Regions from separate parts of the Mus musculus genome. Here region 2 is linked to region 1. The links are chromatin loops, found by intact Hi-C in ENCODE. Cell type or tissue: gastrocnemius. All regions are shown on one strand. Links, peaks and the distances in the headings refer to the core of each region. The heading gives the core; the rest is flanking DNA.

Evidence for each region. Hi-C counts contacts between places; a loop is a spot of excess contacts. Peaks named below come from ENCODE experiments on the same cell type or tissue, not always from the same donor. Only the 100,000 strongest peaks of a DNase experiment are listed, where the experiment ranks them.
Region 2: a loop joins it to region 1, with 2.5 times the contacts of the local background. A loop is called at or near these places in 11 of 42 quality-filtered maps.

Annotation. Positions count from the first base shown.
Region 1 is chr10:70,812,118-70,817,494 of GRCm38, forward strand. No RefSeq gene overlaps it. Among named protein-coding and RNA genes, the nearest start is that of Gm40689, 16 kb to the right of the region's middle. In gastrocnemius, for the core only: a CTCF peak has its summit at 2,428 (motif pointing left); a DNase peak (open chromatin) is centred at 2,487; H3K4me3 peaks cover 373 bases; H3K27ac peaks cover 2,632 bases.
Region 2 is chr10:70,366,768-70,372,144 of GRCm38, forward strand. No RefSeq gene overlaps it. Among named protein-coding and RNA genes, the nearest start is that of Fam13c, 71 kb to the right of the region's middle. In gastrocnemius, for the core only: a CTCF peak has its summit at 2,184; a DNase peak (open chromatin) is centred at 2,179.

The sequences.
Region 1 (5,377 bases), core at 247-5,246:
AGTCCCACACTGCTGTGATAAAATGCGGACCAAAACCAACTTGAGAAGGAAAAGTTGATTTCACTTTATGCTTCCAGGTCATAGTCTGTCACTGAGGGAAGTTGGGACAGGAACTCTAGGCAGAAACTAGAAGGGGCGACTGCCTGGGATTCTGTGCACCATTACCCAAAATGGAAACTTCTGGTTTCTTCGGAAAGTTAGTCATGTCAAATGATGTTTTGCTAAAGCAGACACGTGAAAGGATATGTGATGTTTAGAAGGAATATAAATATGAGCCCACAGACAGTGGGACCTGGAGCATTGGTTCACTTTGCTTCTTCTTGTTATTCTTTGCTGACGACATGCATGTATTGGTTTACCTTACATTGTGTTGCTGAGCTTAGCTTGTGCTAACACCAGAGAGAAATTCACCAAAGAACTTCTCGGGAGGTTCTTGCAGCTTCTTGCCACTTCTGCTGACTTGGGCCAGTTGGTGGGCCTCACAGTTTCTTCTGGATGGACCTGCGGTTGCTGATTTGTGTGTGGTATCTGCAGAGTGCACCGGAGTGCAGCTGCTGGTTCAGGTGTGGTGTTTGCTAGTGGGCTGGACTGAGAACAGCAAAGACTGGAATCGCACCAAAGTACTATTTCTAAAGAGATCCACTTCCCCCATATCCTAATAACCTTTTTTTCCCCCACTACCTCTGGTGGGCTAGAGGGGAGGTTGAACCTTTATTAAAGTAAGTTGAGAAAAATAACACCTACAGTTACTTCTGGCCAGAGAATATATGCACAGCTGAGGGAATGCTGCAGGAACTGTAGAGGATGCTCATTGCTAGCTGGCTCCCTCTGTACCTTACATTCAGACCATTTCCCTGGGTAATGACGTCACCACCATCCATACTCAACTGGAACCTCCTTCATCCATGGCGACAAACAAGACAACTCTTCACAGAAATGCCCACAGATCCACCTTATAAAGACAATGACTCAATCAAGACCCTTATTTTTTCCTTTTCAGGCTGTGCTGAGTTGGCAGGCCATGGTGACTAGAGCAGACATAGGAATCAGAATCCTTCTTCCCCAAATGATAGAACTAGACTGCTCCTTCCAGAGAATAAGCCACAAAGCCTCAACTGCTCCTTCCTTTCTTCTTCCTCAGGCAAGAACGAGGGGATACTGTATGCGCAGGACTTGGTAGGCTCGCCCTTTGTCTCCACCACTACGTCTAGTCCTCTGTCCCATCATTTCTAGAGTTCTTCTTCTTCATGGAAGCTAAGCAAAGAAATAATTTTCACAGGGTACTTAGGTTTTCATGTCTAAAACACACAAAAGCTTTAAGATAATTTATTTTGTTTTTGTCTTATTAATTTCTTTCCTTGCAGGAGTTGGTTGTGGTTTTCTTGGTACATAAGAGAAGGTATCTCCTTTTAGGTCCACTAAGACTCATAGCTTTCCTAGTCGAAACTGGCCTGGGCCTAGACTGACTCTCTCTCTCTCTCTCTCTCTCTCTCTCTCTCTTCCTCCCTCCCCTCCCCTTTCTTTCTTCCTTCCTTTCTTTCTTTCTTTCTTTCTTTCTTTCTTTCTTTCTTTCTTTCTTTCTTTCTTTCTCCATCGTATTCTAGGTACTGGGCTCAATCCTCAGGCTACTGAGATGAAAAAAATATGTATCTGAAGACAGTGCCAGGACTCTGGGAAGTCATCCTGAAGTACAAGAAGAAGGTCTGAAGGAGTAGCTCTCGTGTGGCAAAAAAGCTCCTAAAATTCCCATGTAGCCTGGCTGCTGGCTGCCAGGGTGGCAGGTTAAGTTAACTGAATGCATGAAGATGAATGAGGACTTTCTTAGCAAATCTGAAATTAACTGGGAGAGAAAATGAGTACAACTGATCCAATAGTAAAAATGAGAGATGGGATTGGCTCAGCAGTTAAGAGCACTGGCTGCTCTTCCAGAGGTCCTGAGTTCAATTTCCAGCAACCACATGGTGGCTCACAAACATCTGTAATGGGGTCTGATGCTCTCTTATGGCATGCAGGTATACATGCAAATAGAACACTCATATACATTAAATAAATAAGTAAATAAATGAATATGAGAGAGAGAGAGAGAGAGAGAGAGAGAGAGAGAGAGAGATCAACAAATAGCTGTTGAATCCATCAATGGATGGCTGAGTGAGCAAAGAAACGCAAGGTCTGCCTCAGTGGATACTTTTTCTCTCAAAGCATTTTTAGAGGTAATGGATTGCTTCTGGGTGGAATCCCCACCCAGGTTAACAGAAACAAACAATCTTAGCTTTGAAGTTCAAGGACCCATTGTTTAAAGGTAACATTTTTTTTTAATTGTTTTTCTATAGCTACCTTGAAACGCTCATTAACCACTGGGGACTACAGTGTCACCACGTAGTATCCGTTTCAGACTCTAATGCGTGTCTGCCATCTACTGGCTGTATAGATAGAGCTGCAAAATCTTCATCTCCTTTTATCTGTATGTCCATTTTCTCTGGAATTTTCTAAGTTGTTGAAGCCAGGAGGGGCTTAGATTCCAACAGGCCCAACCGTTTCATTTTCCAGCCATTTCCCGTGGAGTGCAAATGATTGTAAAAGTTTGTGTTATTAACTGGTGTAGCGGGCTCTGTTTTGGGTCTCAGTAACTCTGGACGCCAACAGATGCACATCTGGAGAATTGTGTTGATGTCAATAGTTCCTAGGGGAACGGTGAGACTGAGCCTTGTTCCCAGTTACATGCCAGGAATCTCTTACTCCTCCATAAAGCTCCTTGTATCTCAGAAAGCAAATCTGTTATTTTGTCCAAGGATTTCCTGGATCAGAAAACAGCTGTAAAAAGATCCCAAGAGGAGACGAGACTTGGAATTCGCACCAAAAATTTCGGCAAAGTTGTGTGTGCTGTGTGCCATGTGCCATGAGCGCTCAAAGCATCAGCTCAAAACATAACAGCCGCTCCTATTCCAAAATGCTATGCTCGCACATGGAAAAACTGACAAACTGAATTTGAAAGAGGCAGGAGCCAGAACACTCACCGGAATAGCCAGGCCTAGGGAAAGCATTCCAGGAAGATCTCAGAAGCAAGCCTGGCAGAATTGACTCTGGGAACGTCAAGTTTTGCAACAGGCACATGTTTTAATTTTTTAAGCTACCTCTTGAGACTGGCCTTAGCCATAGTCATCCTTTTATTATGTGGGTTGCCTGGAAAATGCCATTTAACGTTCCTGAGAACACTGCAGAGTCAAATCAAACCAAACATCTCAATACCAGCTGACAAGAATCTTGGCCTGTGACTCTCAAAAGCAAAAATGCTTCAAAAATAAAGAAAGGGAGATGGAGCTGCCCATGGAACCTTCCAGAAACAATTCTCTGAACCAAGGGCTCTGAACCTATTGAAGAACTAATAAGGACAAACAAGACAGTCATTTGGATCTGGGACTTGGGAAAGAAGCAAGGCTTATCGCTGAGGCAATTGTTGTCCTGAGAGACCTGGTGCAGATAAATGCTATAGGGTCCTAAAAGGTTATAACAAGGGAAAGTTCTTCTCTGTGTGTGTTGGGTGGGTGGGTGAGATCAGATTCAAGAGATTTGAATATTCATGTGTGCTCTGCATCCCCACCCTCCATCCCCAGAGAGGTCACTGTTGAGCCTGAATCCCTGTGGGCTCTTTATCTTAGCCCAATGCCTGTGGTCATGAACAATGCTGTTTCTAGATATCAGAACTCTAGAAGACTGATTACTAGAGAGACTGAGACAGAGACAAAGACAGAGAGACAGGGACCTTTTACTCTGAATTTCAGTGTCTGCTTTAAATGAGAGCTCAGAGATCTGGATGAATCATTCATGACCAGAGGGAAATTTTTAAGATCTGGCTATCACAGGGGCTGGGAAAATGGCTCAGTGACTAGGAGCACTGGCTACTCTTCCAGAGGACCCGGGTTCAATTTCCAGCAACCAAATAGCAGCTCACAAATGTCTATAACTCCTGTCCCATGGATGAATGCAGGCAAAAACACCAATGCACATAAAAATAAATCTTTTAAAAAAAAAAGATTTGGCCATCATTACTATTCCTCTTTTCCTACTAGGGAAGAACTCAAGAGTTCTTGGAAATTCAGAACTATAAATGAACTTGGATGCCTTGGATAGACTGGAGACAGAGCTAAATGCAAGAGCCCATTCTGTCGCAAGAGGGACATAAAGCATTCAACCTTTCTACCCCTGCCCTCCTGTCTACATCAAGTCGGTTGGGAGGATCTGGTACCTGGTACCCCCCACAAGCCTTCTCATATTTCCACGTCTGCCAGCATACTGCAAGATATATTGACCCCAGGTCCATTTTTATCATTCCCTGGCTCACAGTGTTATCTTACTATCCATCCATCAGCATAAAACAGATCAAACTAAACACATAGAGTTTACTTAAGATGCCAAACTCCAAGAAGTTATTGACTCGTGTCCTCCATTCCAAGTCCTACAGGTGAAATGTATGTGGTGGTGGAATTGCCATGCTGGGGACAATGTAAATACTACACCTTTATAGATCCTTGAGTGCACCCCATGCCAGGGGGGAGTTAACCATCTTAGGGGAGGACTTGGAGATCCAAGGAACTAAGGATTCCCACCCAAGAGAAAGCATGGGGTGTTAGATGCTGTGAAAGGAAAGAGAACTGGAGGTGGAGAGGAAATAAGAGGAGAGGCAGCCTTGTAAGAAAGACAAAGAGAAGCTGTTCTCTGCTTGTCAAAAAAAAAAAGTGTGTATGTGTGTGTGTGTGTGTGTGTGTGTGTGTGTGTGTGTGTATGTGTGTGTGTGTGATATTGATTCAGAGACCATACATCAGTGCTCAGTCCTGATTTTTAAAAAAAAGAAAAAAGAAAAGCAACACAGGATTAAGGTAAATAGAAAAAAAAAAACACCCAAGAGACCGACATTCAAAAGTTATTTTTATTTTTGTATTTTTAACAAAGGAGTAATTGAAAATATTGAGAGAAAATTAAATTTGAAACTTAATCCATAAACTCCTGGATTTGGGGCTGAGTAGTGAGCAATGTTTCATAAGTGGCTCATGCCTTGGGCAAGCATCAATTTCCTTATTTATGGAATTATGGAGATTGGATACTTATTCTCCAACTGTGGGTTATATTTCCTTAGGAAACTGTTGCTTCAAGGGGAGAGATTACCCAGGAGATAAGCTGACACACAGGAATAGCTTTGAAAGAGGGCAGAGCAGTCCTGAGAAGCGCTGAACCTTCTCAATGACTTCTTCTATAAAACACAGAGTAAGTTGATGAAAGAGCAGAGTTGGGAGTCACTTATATTATATAATCAAGGGCAGCTGAAGGGAGAGGTAAGGCATACGGCATTTAAAAAGGGGGAGGGGGTGCTGGCAAGATGACT
Region 2 (5,377 bases), core at 75-5,074, 450 kb before region 1:
TATAATAAGCCTGCTTGAAATAATTAGTAATTAGCAATAAGCTTATGGTTTCAAAAATAACAGGTTTTGAAGTACTTGGGTCAGGTCCAGTAATGCTTCGTTGATCTGATAACTCTGCTATCAAAATGCCAATGTGATGTTCTCCGGATAACAACAAAAACAGTGACCTTGAAAGGGAATATAATAATTGGTATGCCTTTGCATGGAAGTTATTAAGATATATCTAATTATTTATCAATGATAATATTACTGATATTGGTTCTTATTACCAAAATGTCTCTACCATGGGAACATCCAGCAAGCACCGGTTTATCCCTGAGGACCGGAGGCTTTTCTTTCTCCTCTCTGTGGGGAGTCAACTGACCAGTCACCCCAAAGTCACTTTTCCAAAGTCACCCCATTCCGAGAGATCTTCAGGTCAGGTTGCTTCGTGAGCATCAAATGAAATGGCTGTTGATCCTCAAAGGATGGAAATGGGCAGGAAAAAAGACTTTTCTACACAGGTCTACCAAATCCCTGAGCGAACTAAGAAGTCAAATGGTCCATTGGGTCTGTCCCTAGCAAAGCCATGATGATGTCATCTGACTCCTCCAGGACACACCAGGCCTTGATCAGTCATTGAGGAAGATAACAGTAGCTATTTGGGGGCAGGGAGGTGAAGACCTTGAGTTCATTCACCAGAAAGTAGAGAATCTGTAGAGCTAGGATCTTGCCTCCATTTCCCTACCGATATATAAAAATTATATTTGAGTGTGTGTGTGTGTGTGTGTGTGTGAGAGAGAGAGAGAGAGAGAGAGAGAGAGAGAGAGAGAATACTCCTGCGTACTCTTCTATGCCATGCCATGCACACGTGGGAATCAGAACACAACTTTTGGGAGTCAGTTCTCTCCTTCCCTGATGTAGGGCCTGGGAATTGAACTCAGATCATCATGCTTGGCAGCAAGTGCTATTAACCATGGAGGCATCTTGCTGGCTCATCTTCTGTTTAACTCAGCATAATGCAGCAGTGGCAGCGGCAAAATTAACAAGCACAACGAAGGTAAGAGTCCAGAAAATGTGTGCATGGATACCAAACTCTCTGGCCAGGAATGGGTGAGGGTAAGAGAAAAGTGGGCGTGGCAGACTAGATTTTTCTCTTTTTCTGCCTCGCCTCGCCTCGCCTCGCCTCGCCTCGCCTCGCCTCCCCTCGATCTTTCCTTTCCTTTGTTTTCTGCCAAGGCCATTGCTGGATCAAGGAAGAAAGCAGAACAGGTGAACAGGAGCAGCCATCTCCCCAGCAGACCCAAGAGAGCATCATACATAGTAAACGGAATCTCTCCACACTGGGATTCTATTGCAACAACTGGATGCTCCCCTACTGTGTAAGCTGTCTCAGACAAACCCCACAGAACAGATGGAACAACCCACCACTCCAAACATCTCTTCCTGGCTCTTTGCTGGAACCCCAGGGGGCAAGATATCCACAACCACTAGAAACAATGTCTTCCGACTCCTAAGCAGACACTGTGTCAGCCTCCAGCCTCCCACCGGCTGCAAAGAATAAAAATAAATGAACCAAAGACCAGACCATCTTGAAACTTTTAAAAGTTGATGCCTGCATTTGTTGGTACAATGAGAATGGACAGAACCTGGACTTTGCTGGAAGGGGCCTGGAGATTGGGGGGTGGAGGTTACATTGTCATTTCTGCACAGAATAGTTCTGCATTCTGTGTTCTGTGGCAGAAAGGCAGCAAGTGCTAGTTTTGGCCTTCTGTCCCAGGCAGTACTTTGGGAGATTCTAGTGTAAAGCTTTTATGCTTTTTCTCCAGGTTCTTTCAGTTACTGTAACTTCTGCTCCAAGGGGGTGAAATTAGAAGTAAATTCTTTCTGCCTTATGCTTTGGATTCCCCAGAGTCTGAGAAGGAGTCAGATTGTCATTAAGGCTCTGCATCTCCCCAGGGTGGCTGAGATGGCTCCCCCCCCCTCCCCCCGAAGGAATACCTTCTGGCTCTGTGGTGCAGGCTAGTGGCTGGCAGGTGCTGCCCAGCTAATGAGCATGCGCCCAGCCTGGGGACCATGTTCCCCAGCCCTGCGGGCTTTGCTGGTGCAGTGTGAGCTGACTTGTAGCTGCTGTTTTGAAGCAGCTAGGGACACTTTCCCGGGCTTTCAGCCTGGTTCCCAAAGCGAGTAGTTTTACCGCCCTAAAGCAAGATGGCGCCACAGGGCAACTGGAGTCTGACTCCTGAATGGCTGCCTGCCTGCTCTACACCAGCCCAGGACTGTAATAAACTCCTATTCTAATGTCCCCCAAAACCTTTGTAGTTTATTTCAGTGTAGACTAGTACCTTTTTGTCAACAGCATCCAAGTTTGTTTTATGGAACAAAATAGTAGACGCTTAGTCCAAACTTTGAGTAGATTTCCTTTCTGGTTTTTGTGTTTGGATTTATTTTCTGCTGGAGACTGAACAGCACACTCTCACTGAGCAAGCCTTCTGTATTCCCAGCTCCACTTTGATGTTCCTGTTTTTATTTTGAGACAAGGTCTCACTGAGCTCCTTAGGCTGGTTTTGAACTCACGATTCCCTGCCTCAGCCCCGTAGCTGAAGTTCCAAGCCTGATGCTGGAGTCTGAAAGCATTCATATCTACTGCAGAGGACTGGCTAAGAACTCTACAGCTTGCCCCACTGGGGTGCGCAAGTGACGCTGGAAACACAGGGCGGTGGGGTCTGCAGTTCCTTTAGAAGATGTCTATTTACTCGGGCAGCTCACAAACACAGTCCTTCCATGGAAGTCAGGGCCTTGCCCACACAGCCTGCTTTGCTAGGGAACATGGCTGCAAAGAGCTTCCTTCTCACCTGGGAAGGCTTGGAGTTCCTGGGAAGCCTTTGGTCTCAGGTGATGAGCCACCTCAGCCAGAAGTCCCTTCTAACCCCCCCCTCCCTCTTCCTTTTTTGTGTCCCCCACCCCCACCCCCTTTCCCATAACTCAGCTCTGTTCTCCAGTTTGGGATCTGGCCCAACTGTTGTGTTTTCTGCTTGCCGCACACCCCATTCGACAGGACCCAGTGACGTTATACACTGATGAGGCACAGGGCTAAGTCGACAGGTGGCAATCCACGCCTCTTCCAGGTGAATTTGGAATAAACACAACTTTTGAAGGGTACACTTGAAACCTTTCAGGTTAGTTTAATGCACGGCGGCATTTGTTTCTGTACTTTAAGCTGAATTGAAATCCTCTGGAAGCTTAAGCTGCGTTTTTCATCTTGCTTGCTACTGTGTTGGTTTTAGGGAACAGCGTCTTTTTTTTTTCTTTTTTCTTTTTTCTTTCTTTCTACATGCACACTTTCTCCCTTTGAGACTAAAAAGTTGGGGATATCAGAAAAAACAAAACCAACCAACCAACCAACTAATCCAAGCACGTTAATTTTCCAGTCCTCAAGGTGCTAACATTTCCTTTTACAATAAAAAAAGGATTTAAACTGGCTTGCAATTCACAGAAGAGCTGTGATAGCTACGCCTGTTTTACTTGATTGACAGCCTGCTTTAGAATTACTCTTTAGGAACCAGTATCGATGCTCTTATTAACTAAACCCCAGAGTTTATTTCTGTTCCTTAATCTTTTTTTTTAACATAGTGTTTTCTTCACACACCACCCCTGAATTTGAGACAAGGTCTTGCAATGCAGCATAGGTACCCCTCAAACCTGATATCCTCCTGCCTCAGCATCTCCTGCTGATTACAGGATTACAGGTGTGTACTGTCACCTTCTTGTTATCAGTGTGTTACCGTTTTGTTTTACAGTAGAAAAGAATGCAGTTTTAAACCAGCCTTTAACTTATTGCAAGCATGTTTAGCTACTAACAGTCTTTTCATATCCCAGTACCCTGTGATACCTGCAGCCATTGTGTCTTCCTTTGGCTGTGACAATGGTTTGTTGTTGTTGTTGTTGTTCTGGGAACCTAGATACTGTTGGCATTTAGTCTCCGCCCCACAGTTACCTGGCAATAGCCAGGTGTGCCTGACTCACTATAAAAGGGGCTGCTCACCCCTCCTCTCTCTTTTGCTCTCTTCTCCCCTTGCCCTTGCACCCTTACCCTCTATCCCCTCTCTCCCCATTCTCCTCCCCCTCTCTCCATGTGCTCATGGCTGGCCTTTACTTCTCTACTCCCCATCTCTCTCTGCCATTCTCAGTCTCTACTACCCCCTTAACTCCCCTTCCCACGCGTCAAATAAACTCCATTCTGTATTATGCTGTCCTGTGGCTGTTACCTCAGGGGGAACCTGCATGGACCTGCAGAAGCATCCCCTTCCCCCACACCATACCGCACCTCCATCAGACACATACCTGGCTTCTCTTATCTTTATATAAAATACAACAGACATGTACGAGGTCAAGCATTATGTAGAATGGTCCGTTACCACCTCGCTGACATTTGCTGGTGCCCTGTCTAGTTTACGGAAAGGAAGCTCAGGCAGGAGGCACCGTTTCGTCATAGCTCATCAAAATACCCACAGTCACCGGAAGTCATCAATGCTGACGTTAACTCTGGTCACCTGGCCGAGGCAGTCTTTGGTCTTTCTGCTACACAAGCCATTGGTCACCGGTTCCAGTCTATGACTTATACTCAAAGTAGGTTTAAAAACTAGCGAGGCTGTACAGGTGGGGGAGTGCAGCATCCACTATCTTAAACTTGTCTCCAGGCCGGGCGTGGTGGTGCACACCTTTAACCCCAGCACTCGGGAGGCAGAGGCAGGCGGATTTCTGAGTTCCAGGCTAGCCTGGTCTATAAAGTGAGTTCCAGGACAGCCAGGGCTATAACGAGAAACCCTGTCTCTAAAAACAACAACAACAAAAGATTTTCTCCAATTTCAGCAGACCTCTACCCATGAGGTATGAACCCCTGGGCTTGTTTGTTCTTTTATCCCTTGCATGAAACACAAATTCAAAAAGGGCTGGAGTCAGACAGTATCTCTTCCACTCAAGGTAAACTAGGGTCTGCTGGAGTCCCCGTCATGGAAGGGTTGGGTTTTGCTGTGGAAGGCACAGCGAATGTATTTCAAAGTGGTTGCTTCCATCTTTCCTCAGTGTGTATTGTTAGTGTGATTGTCTTGATATTCATTATGAAATGAGTGCGTTTCCTAAATGGCTGTTCCCTGATGTAATGGCATCTCTGGGATGGAAACCATCCCCCCCCCCCACACACACTTCACCCCATCCCTGATTCTCAGAGCAGTGTACATACAGCCTGGAGAACTTTATCTAGAAACCTGAACTGATGGCCCAGGTGGCTTCTGCTCATGGAGGCACCCTGGGCTGTGTCTTCTGTCTACAGTCTTTTCAGATTTCAGTGTGGTGGCTGCTCTGGGATCTCAGATCCTCGATGGTCTAAGAAATGTCA